Linked DNA regions of Homo sapiens: all the other regions are linked to region 3. A link is a contact called in ENCODE Hi-C data. All regions are on one chromosome and are shown on one strand. The core of a region is the stretch at or near the end of the contact, and the rest is flanking DNA. Distances in the headings are between cores, read along the strand shown. Region 1 overlaps LOC124904498 (a long non-coding RNA gene). Region 2 overlaps PLXNA2 (plexin A2). Region 3 holds the start of MIR29B2CHG (MIR29B2 and MIR29C host gene).

Region 1 (3,151 bases), core at 625-3,124, 410 kb before region 3:
TCTCAAAAGAAGAAATACAAGGCCGGGTGCGGTGGCTCATGCCTGTAATCCCAGCACTTTGGGAGGCCAAGGCAGGCGGATCACGAGGTCAGGAGATCGAGACCATCCTGGCTAACACGTGAAACCCTGTCTCTACTAAAAATACAAAAAATTAGCCGGGCGTGGTGGCGGGCGCCTGTAGTCCCAGCTACTCGGGAGGCTGAGGCAGGAGAATGGCAGGAACCCGGCAGGCGGAGCTTGCAGTGAGCCGAGATCGCACCACTGCACTCCAGCCTGGGTGACAGAGCGAGACTCTGTCTCAAAAAAAAAAAAAAAAAAAAAAAAAAAAAGACATATAAGTGGCCAAGAAATGTATGAAACAATGCTCAACATCACTAATCAACAGAAAAATGAAAATCAAAACCATGATGAGATACCATCCCATACCTGTCAGAATGGCTATTATGAAAAACTCAAAAAACAACAGATGCTTGCAAGGCTGTGGAGAAAAGGGAAATCTTATACACTGTTGGTGGGAATGTAAATTGTTTCACCCACTGTGGAAAGCAGTTTGAAGAGTTCTCAAAAAACTTAAAACAGAACTACCATCTGACCCAGCAATCCCATTACTAGGTATATATCCAAAAGAAAATGCATAATCTGATCCTGCAACCCCATTACTTAGGTATATATATCCAAAAGAAAATAAATCATTCTACCAAAAGACATATGAACTTGTATATTTATCACCATGCTATTCACAATAGCGAAGACATGGAATCAACCTAAGTGTCCATCAATGGTGGATTGGATAAAGAAAATGTGGTGCATATACACCATGGAATACTACACAGCCATTAAAAAGAATGAAACCATGTTCTTTGCAACAACACAGATGCAGCTGGAAGCCATTATACTAAGCAAATTAATGCAGGAACAGAAAACCAAATACTGCATGTTCTCACATATAAGTGGGAGCTAAACATTGAGTACTCATGGACATAGACACTCGGGACATGGACATAGACACTCGGGACTAATAGAAGGGGGAAGGAGGCAAGGGTTGAAAAACTAACTGTTGAGTATTATGCTCACTATCTGGGTAATGGGATAATTCAAATCTAAGCATTCCATAATATACCCATGCAATAAAACTGCACATCCCTTGAATCTAAAATAAAAGTTAAAATTATTTGTAAAAAAGAAAAAAGAATGTAACCATTAACAATAAAAAAAGAAGTTAAAGACTATTGACACTTCCTGAAAATGTATGACTCGAGAAATACTATGTTGTACTTAACACTACATATAAGTACACATCAAGGCAACATCATGACAAGGCTGACTTTTGAAGCCATCTCATCCCACACAAAATAATTAGAAAAATGGATACAATGAATCCAAATTAATTTTTAAATGTATCACTGAAATATGTAGAATTATGTGTCAATTATAAATTTAAAAATTAATTTAAAAATACATAACTGAGATTGAAATTAAGAAAGAGAAATCCTGGGCCAGTTGTGATGGCTCACGCCTGTAATCCCAGCACTTTGGGAGGCTGAGGCAGGCAGAGTTCGAGACCAACCTGAGCAACTTTACAAAAAAATACAAAAAATTAGCAGGGCATGGTGGCACGTGCCTATAGTTTCAGTTACTTGGGAGGCTGAGGTAGGAGGATTGTTTGAGCCTGAGAGGTTAAGGCTGTGGTAAGCTGAGATCAGGCCACTGCACTCCATCCAGCCTGAGAGACAGGGTGAGACCCTGTCTCAAACACACACACACACACACACACACACACACACACACAGAGAGAGAAGGGGGGGAGAGAGAGAGATAGAGAGAGAGAGAGAGAAATCCTCGGGGAGAGGAAATAAATAGAATATTGAAAATCAATGTAGTGAGTAAGAGCTAAACCCAGTGACTTATGGAGGAGACAGAATGGGGTAAATCCCTAGGGGGAGGGCCATGATTTTAGCACATACCAGGGTTCTGGATTTGAGTCTAAAGTCCCATGCAACACTGGCACCTAGAAATGGGCTCTTTAATAAATCTGACAGCCAGTCCATAAAATGAAAATTAGAATACCCTTACCACTAAGACGATGAAGCAGCAAAGAAGCAAGTCAACTACTCTGTGCTATGGGAGAAAAAAAGACACAGGAAGCACATCTCTGAACCTTGCTAATGCTATTGTGTGAATTTACATTATCCTGTCTATGTGGAAAACCCCAACTGAGAAATTCTTATATAAATTGAAACTACTGGGCCCTTGGTAGAATGAAATGTGCCCCTTGTCACAAGAAACCTCCACAAACCAGTGCACTTGATGCCTGTGGAAAAAACTCCCACTGAAGATGAGTTCTTAGAAAAAATGTACAATCCTCAAGAGGAGACAAAGAACTAGGGAAGAGAGAGCTCTGGGATGCAATGAATTAGAGAAACCACATCTAAAGAAATACAGAGAATAGAAAAATACAAAAATGCTTTAAATTAAGGATATCTACAATATTCAAAGAGAAGAAAGGAGGAGAAATCATAATAGACAGACATATTGCAAAGGATAGGGCATATTTAAGAAAGAACACAACAGAAATTCTAAAAGTGAAAAATAGAGTAATTCACACTTCCACATCCAGACAGCATAATTAGAATCAGACTTTCCCTGCTATCATAAACAATTTAACTGGATAAAATATAAAGTGATTGTTTTCATACATTAATTGCCCCAACAATTGTGCTGCTTTCTTCATAGAGATGAGTTTTGGACCACAACCGAGACAGGGAAGGCCCAAGCAGAGCACAGTGGGCTCCTAGACTTTAAGAGATAGAGATCAAGGTTCAGGGAGTCTGAGGTGGCAGGACTTTCCTGGGGAAAGTACATAATAGAGCCAAAGACAGAAAGAGCTCCAGAAATCTGTCTAAGGGCCACCTCAAGTCATTGTGTAAGAGGGAGCACAGGACTGTGACCTTAGGAGAAGGAAAATAAACAAGGTGAGCTGCATGCATCACAGGAACAACTCGTTACCTACAGACAGTTACCAGGTTACAGCCCAGAGAGCCAGCAGTCTTGAGTTGAGTGGTCAGAGGCTGGGGTTTGGTGGACAAGGGCAGAAGATCAGAGAAGGAGGTGCTGCACAGAGACCTGCAGAGGGGTACTCTCAAGTCTTTGG
Region 2 (3,254 bases), core at 304-2,803, 340 kb after region 3:
TCATACATACACATGACCTCTCCAAGATTCCCAAAAGAGAAGCTCCTCAGAGACCTGCATTTCCCCCTGTCTGCCCCAGACTCCAGAGGCAGTTAAGGGCAGAAGACACCAGCCCCAGAGCATGGGGGCTCTACCACCTCCCAAACTGACCTGTGCCCAAACCTGGACTTTCATTCTAATCCCAGTGGCCTTGCCGACATCAGTTGGACTAATTTTTTCCTGTAATTAAAAGGAACACCCCCCAACTCCATCTCTAATCCCACATAATTAGCTCTCTGATTGCCAGTGCTGGGCAGGAAACCTCCTGTTTGGAGAGGGATTTTGGACAGAAAGATTAGGCAAACACTATGCAGGAAGCTGCGCTGGGAAAACAGGCTGTTCTCAAAGTTTGTTGTTAAAAGAGATTTGTGGTGGGCAAAAGGGCCTGATTCCCTACAGGTGGTCTGAGCTGCCTCTGACCCTGTCGGGTTCTCCAACAAATGGGTCGCTTTTCTTGGCTTTCAAGATCCTCCCTGTGGTGGAGCCCTGCAGTGGGCTCTATCTCCAGCACATGGGGCAAGGAGTATTCCCAGGAAGCACATTCCTTCCTGCTCCCAGGGAGGACTGTGCTTCTCTGCATGGGAGAGGGAGGGAGAGCCGCATAGGCATCTACCCCCACAGGCTAGCTGGGCGATGGTCAAAGGTTACTGAAATATGGCAGGTGACAACAAAACCACCATGACTCCAATCAACCTAGGGAGTGGGAGAAATGCCAGGAAAATGGGGAAACCCCTTCCCTAGAGGCTCTGGGGAGGGCTCCTCAGAGCTGGGCATTGATTCTCCCAGCCAATGTTGTCCTTTGTCCATCTAACAGGCACTGCATTATCATCTGCTAGGCTGAGGGTATGCTGAAGGTAATGACATTTTGTTTGTTTCTATCACCTAATTTTTCTTTTTTGATCTTCATGATCATCCTGTGGGGGGAAGTACCTTCCCATAGAAGAGGAACTGAGTCCTGGTGAAAGCACACAACTCCCTCAAAATCACCAAGCAAACAGCTGGGGAGCCTATGCTAAAGTACCAGGCTCCAGGAAGACGGCTGCCCCTGCTCTTTGCACAATCCCACGTCCTCCAGCTCGTGCTCTTTCTGTCTTGAGAGTCTGGGCATTTAGGATGTTGGAGTCAGAGGAGACTGGGGACACCAGCCATCCAAGGGGATTTAGGACTCTGACAGCCAAGGGCTGGTCAACTCCTCTGTGAAGATCTGAAAGTCTGGTGCTACCGTGACGCCCACTTGCAATTCTTGCTGACATGGACTGGAGCTGGCATTCTCAGGCCCTCTAAATAACCTCAGGAGGGCCGGATCTCTGATGCTGCTTCGCCATCTCTGTACTACTCAAAGCCGTAAGATTATTCACTCTGGTTCTCAGAGAGGAAGGGGCAGGAACTGAAGCCAGGGGCTGGTGAGTGGGAGGGTGAACCTGTGCTTCCAGAGCCAGGGAGGGACAGCAGGGGCTGGTGGGCTGGCACTTGGGGGATTTTACAGCCTGCTGGTTGAGGTGCCTGGCCCTGCTCCTCCACCATGGCTTCTGCAGTGAGCTCAGGACATGGGGGAGGGAGCCAGGCCATGGATGGATTCCAGATGGGCTATCAGGTTTGCCCACAGTCGACTGTAAGGCTCCTCTGGTCTCGGCAGCTCCCTCAGCTCTGATTCAGCTGCACTCGGAAGGCCTGCTATGGAATGCCAGTGAAACCCAACCCGTCTCTCCCACCAGAGCCTCCCTCACTCCTTCTGCTACCAGAGATAGATAGCATGTTTTTTCTCTGTCCCTTCTTCCCTTCATTAGTACAACCCCCCCCGCCCAGAAGTAGAAAGGGTTATTGCGGGGAATTTAGTTGACAGCTGGGCCTCTGGCTCTGGAGCTCTGAACTATTTCCCCCTGGGAAGAGTAGCTGTATAAGGTTCTGGGTTCAAGTTCTGGGTATTTGAGAACAGTGTGCTTGTAAGGAGAGCCACGGGGTGGAGGAGAAACTCCTTGTGTCCCTCTGATTGCCAGATCAGTCTAGCTGGCCCTGACCCAGGCATGGGAGGGAGGAACACAGAACTAGGTAGAACACGGCAGCCAGATATCTGATACTCAACAGCATCTCATTGTTGCGTGGCTTCCACACAGGAACGTCATCTCATTCAATCTGCCCAACAGGCTGGAAGAAAGACAAGCCTTCTTTATCCCCAATCTGCAGACAGATATACCAAGGCTCTGAGAGGTTTAGAGCACAGATTTGGTTTTGGTCTCCTGAATCTTGCCATAAACATTTTTGAGGACCTGCTATGTGCTAAGGATAGCATTCATGCTCTGGGGCACAGAAACAAATGCAACACAGATCATGCCACAGAAACCAGTGCTGTTTTCCTATGTCACATAATTCATAGATTAATTATTCTCAGAGAGGGCCCACTGGGCCTTGTACTATAATAGACTTTTACACGTCCCCATCTCTCCACTGCTATTTTAAAAAGATCAAGTTCATTTCTACCTTGTAGAGACAGGAAGGAATTACTGCAAGTGGCATGAGGGAATCACATCAGGATTTCCTGCCTCAGTTTCCCCTTTGTTATCAAAATTCTGCTTTCTGGTGATTTGCTTCTGGAGTTTTCAGAATATTCCATCTCAGCCTCCTCCACCCAGAGCTGCTGCTCCTAGTCGCCCAGGTCTGCCTTGGATCCTTTGTTAATGACTGGCAGGCTGGAGGTGATGTTGCCTTATCAGGGTTGATTAGTTGGGCTGAAATTTACATTTTGCTTCAGAAAACCAGTCTGGAATCTCTGGCAGAAAGCAGCAGGGATCCAGCTTCAATAGAGAATGCCCCTGAGGCCCAGGCATTTGAATGAACCACAGAAGCCTTTTCTACCCTCTCCCTCTCCTTCCTCAATCCCCTTCTCACCTCTCCCCTCACACCAGAAGGCTGGTGAACTGCAGCAAAGGGCTCTCTGAATGTGCTTGCAGAAGAAAAGGCTTTATTTTATTTTTTGCTTCTTCAAAGAAAATATGAAGCTCCCTCCAGCCTCTCTGGAGAATCAGCTAGGGAACAGTCTGTCTCAAAATGCCATTAAAACATCTCTCAAATTAAAAACAGTCCTGAAATGTGCAACTTCACGAGAGAGTAGATTACTAATACGCAAATGGTGGACTCTGACCACCTGAGGGCACGGACGAGTGGCCAAGGCTCTGTCCTATGGTGCACGAGTGTCCTTGGGCAGGACATTTAGCCTC
Region 3 (3,351 bases), core at 432-2,931:
CCTCTGCCTCCACTCTCATTCAGACACTCAGCTTTTCCGAACTACTCCAAGCACCAGGCTGATGAGGACATGGGAAACCCACGCTCTGGCAAAGCCGGGCCCAGGTGTTGAACCCCTACCCAGACGCCTTCCACCTGAATCCCCACCCAGGACTGTGTCCAAGGGTGGGACTAGGCGGCTCTGCCCCTAGAGCCACCTTCATTGCGGCAGCCACCACTGTGCCTGCCTCTGCTGTGCTTTTGCCCCCCCTTCCCCTCCTCCGTCATAGCCCCCGCCCCCCGCCCACTCTGCGGAACTGGCACAGCAGGACAGAAAAACCAACGCCACCATGTCGGAGACCAGCAGAAATGGCTCCAAAATGGCAGCTCATCAGAGGAGTCCAGAAAGATCATAAACCCACCCAGGGAAAAGAGGGGAAGCCAGTGACAAGGGGAGTAAACTGTCAAAACTACCTCCCAACCAAGCCCCCGATAATCATCACATCTTTTCCTTCAGAAACATCCTCTCAAAAATCAGATGGGACATGAGTGAAAGAAGGGTGCCACCCCCTCCACCAGAGAGGCCCTAGGGGCCATAGGTGGTATGGGGCACTCAGAAGGATGTTCTGTAGCCTCTTCCCCAAGATGAGGCTAGAAAACCACCACTTTTGTCCTCAAGCTTGGCTCCTGCCAGTAACTAGACAAGAGTTAGCCCTCCCAGGGATTGCAGTCCTTCACTGCTACCCAGTCAGACCCTCCCCAGCTCTATGGGCCCTGGGGAGCAAGAAGGTAGGGTTGCAAGGAAGGGCCGAGAAGGCGCGTGCCATGCCCTCAGTTATGTAATAAGAAGGGCGGTGCTCGTCCTAGGCCAGAGACCCAGGGCGCACTGCGCTTCCAGATGCGCAGTCACGGGTGGGGGCCACTGCGCATGGCGCAGGGCTTGGTAAACCCCCTCCCCACAAACGTGAGACCTGCGACAAAGACAGGTTAGAGAGCCGGGACCCTGATTTTTCGAGGCCTCCCTCCCCCAACCAAAGGCGGACAGCCTGCTGCCCTAGTTTTATTCTGATTCTCCTCATTCCCTAGACTGACAAACCTTTCTAACCCGGGGCCTCCAAACCTCCCGTCTCCCACTGACTTTTCTGGAAATCCCACCAGATGCGGAGTTTCGAGCAATTTCCTGGGGTCAGTCCCCCATCCTCACCTTTCCAAGCACCACGTAGTAGTAGCTTCCAGAAGGTAGATCTTTCCCATACTGGGCTCAGCTCACAACTGGCTCTTGAGGGCCTCTGGACAGCCCCGGACGTCAATGCAAATCTGTTGTCCCCAGGGAGTAGCCCAGAGTCAGCAGGAAGCCCAGGGTGGTGGCAGTATCAGCAGCAGCAGCTCTGCCCTACCTTGCCCATGCGTTTCCAGGGGAGCCAAGAATTATTTTGCCGCAACACTGAGGTGTGGCTGATTGGAAAATTCCCTTTTCCAACACCAAACTACAGAATAAATATTTTCTTCCAATTTGGTCAACCCTCTGCATACCCATCTCCCTAGCATTCTTCCCTCTAAATAAAAAGTTTTGGGAGCCCTGAGCTCTTCCTCCTTATAGTGCGTGAAATTTTAAAAGGCATAGGAAGAGGCTTCAACTGGGCAGTCAAAAGCAGGCATAGACACAGGAGCCTACGCACACCCCTAAAGAGATTTTAGAAAGCTGCTGGGCTTCTCCCCGCTCCCCTTTAAGCAAGTGAAATGCAAATTCAGATTTGATACCCTGCCCTGAGCCAATCAAAAAAAGCTTTTCACCTGCCATTGGCCCACCCACCAATCAGAGGAAGTGTCTGGAGGGAGAGCCCTCCCCTGGCCAATGGAAGGCCAGCTCAGTCACTTAGTTAATGATGCAGCAGTACAGGGAAGGCCATCACATGTGAACTGGAAGGGAGCCAACATGGAGACACAGAGAGCGCAAGGTAAACAACTTTCCAACGCCAAAAGGATGACATTTAATCTCTAAATGCTAGCTTCCCTTCTTAGCTCATCCTTAACCCCTCTCAGCTGGCCACAGAGACCCCAGGAGCCTCACTACCTGTCCCCATAGAGCTCCTAACCAGATGCAACAGTGACTGCGTCACCATTCCCCACTTTTCCCAACTACGCAGTGACAAACCTACCAGCTTTACCCCACTTCTCCCAGCCCACACCCCACCCTGGCCACTCGGCTCCCCACCAGCCTCAGAATCCCAGGGCCAGACCTTTCAATAAGGCAACCCCTGGGAAAAAACTGTCCCTCTGTCTTCCTTTCGGCACTTCTCACTCCCTTACCTTCCACATAAGACCTGCACGGACAGACAGATGGACGCTGACACCCAAACAACTTGGAGAACCAGTCTGTCTGTCCACTAGAAGGAAATAGGGTAAAAGCTGGGAGGTCAGGTGGGAAGCAGGGGATGGTTCACTCCTCTCACCTCTACCCTGGTCAGGCTTGAGCAGCTGACACTAGGGAAAAGAAATTAAAGTGGGAAAAAACCCTCCCTCAGAGAAATAAATAGCAAAAATCGAGAAAGAAGGTGAGAAAGACAGAGCACCCACATACACAGAGACAGCGCCCCTGATCCCAGCAAATACATACGTGGGGGAAGAAGGGGGTTACGCCATCAAGTCCTGAAGCCCGTCGGACCACCCATCGCCGCCTGCGCAGACCCAAATCTTGGTCCCGCCGTAAGGTGCCGCAGTCCCGAATGTTCCAGAATTTGGTCCCATCAAACCCTCCACCGTCGCCCCACAACCTCTTGCTCCCACCCCTGCCCCCCACCACCACCCCACCTCCTCCCCACGGGAACCGCCCGTGCCACCTTGCGTGTCATCTCCTAGCCTAGGCTACCCAGAGGCCTCTGGCCCTGACAGATCTCTGAACGCTCAGCAAGTGAGCTGGCAGAACCTGGTGCCCGGTGTTGCTATGACTTGTTTCTTGATTTCTCTCTCTCTCTCTGCTGCAGCACGGCTGTTGCTAGCAGACCTATCGACGGAGCTTGCTTGCTCGCTCGCTCTCTCACTCTCTCTCTCTCTCTCTCTCTCTCTCTCTCTCTCAGCTCTGTGACGCAGATCTAAATTCTCCAGTCTGCTCCTTGTGTTGCAAGAGCAGAACTGCAGCTTTTCCCCTGGAGAGCCGGAGGGCAGTGCCAAGGCTGGTCAAACAAGGCAAAAAAAGTTGGGCCTACACTCTGCTTCCTTGGCCACACTTTTCAGCTCACACCCTCCCACCTCACCCCTCCTGCACCTCACTGCTCTGGGGCATAGAGGTCCCTGTCCTTTCAGGCTCACTCCTTCCCTGAGGCCTTCTCAGGCATAAGAGTAGCTTAACTCTTTGAGTGGCAGCCCCCAGTGC

What was found. A loop is a pair of places that touch in the nucleus more often than their neighbours do. Pooled maps may share reads with other maps.
Region 1: a pooled map shows a loop between it and region 3 (5-fold over the local background). The contact joins the enhancer-like site here to the promoter of MIR29B2CHG in region 3. A Hi-C loop is called at or near these places in 2 of 37 single-sample maps with no recorded cell type and 4 of 50 pooled maps.
Region 2: a loop to region 3 is called in a map of gastrocnemius medialis, with 2.8 times the contacts of the local background. The contact joins the enhancer-like site here to the promoter of MIR29B2CHG in region 3. A Hi-C loop is called at or near these places in 2 of 168 maps with a recorded cell type or tissue (gastrocnemius medialis and sigmoid colon) and 1 of 50 pooled maps.

What each region holds. Positions count from the first base shown.
Region 1 is chr1:207,410,162-207,413,312 of GRCh38, forward strand. All of the region lies in intron 1 of LOC124904498 (a long non-coding RNA gene), which reads right to left. Among named protein-coding and RNA genes, the nearest start is that of CR2, 43 kb to the right of the region's middle. Within about 2 kb of position 1,875, at least 2 of the 41 ENCODE cell types and tissues checked have a DNase peak (open chromatin) inside an H3K27ac peak, as active enhancers do.
Region 2 is chr1:208,158,383-208,161,636 of GRCh38, forward strand. All of the region lies in intron 3 of PLXNA2 (plexin A2), which reads right to left. Among named protein-coding and RNA genes, the nearest start is that of PLXNA2, 84 kb to the right of the region's middle. RefSeq lists enhancers at 1,011-1,523, 1,524-2,034. Within about 2 kb of position 1,554, at least 13 of the 41 ENCODE cell types and tissues checked have a DNase peak (open chromatin) inside an H3K27ac peak, as active enhancers do; they include gastrocnemius medialis, where a contact is called at or near this core.
Region 3 is chr1:207,821,022-207,824,372 of GRCh38, forward strand. It overlaps MIR29B2CHG (MIR29B2 and MIR29C host gene), which reads right to left and starts at 1,682. Exons shown (of 6, transcript NR_135299.1): 1 at 1,183-1,682. It overlaps LOC148696 (a long non-coding RNA gene), which reads left to right. Exons shown (of 1, transcript NR_026817.1): 1 at 1-1,575. RefSeq lists enhancers at 1,373-1,552, 3,323-3,351 and a silencer at 1,693-1,872.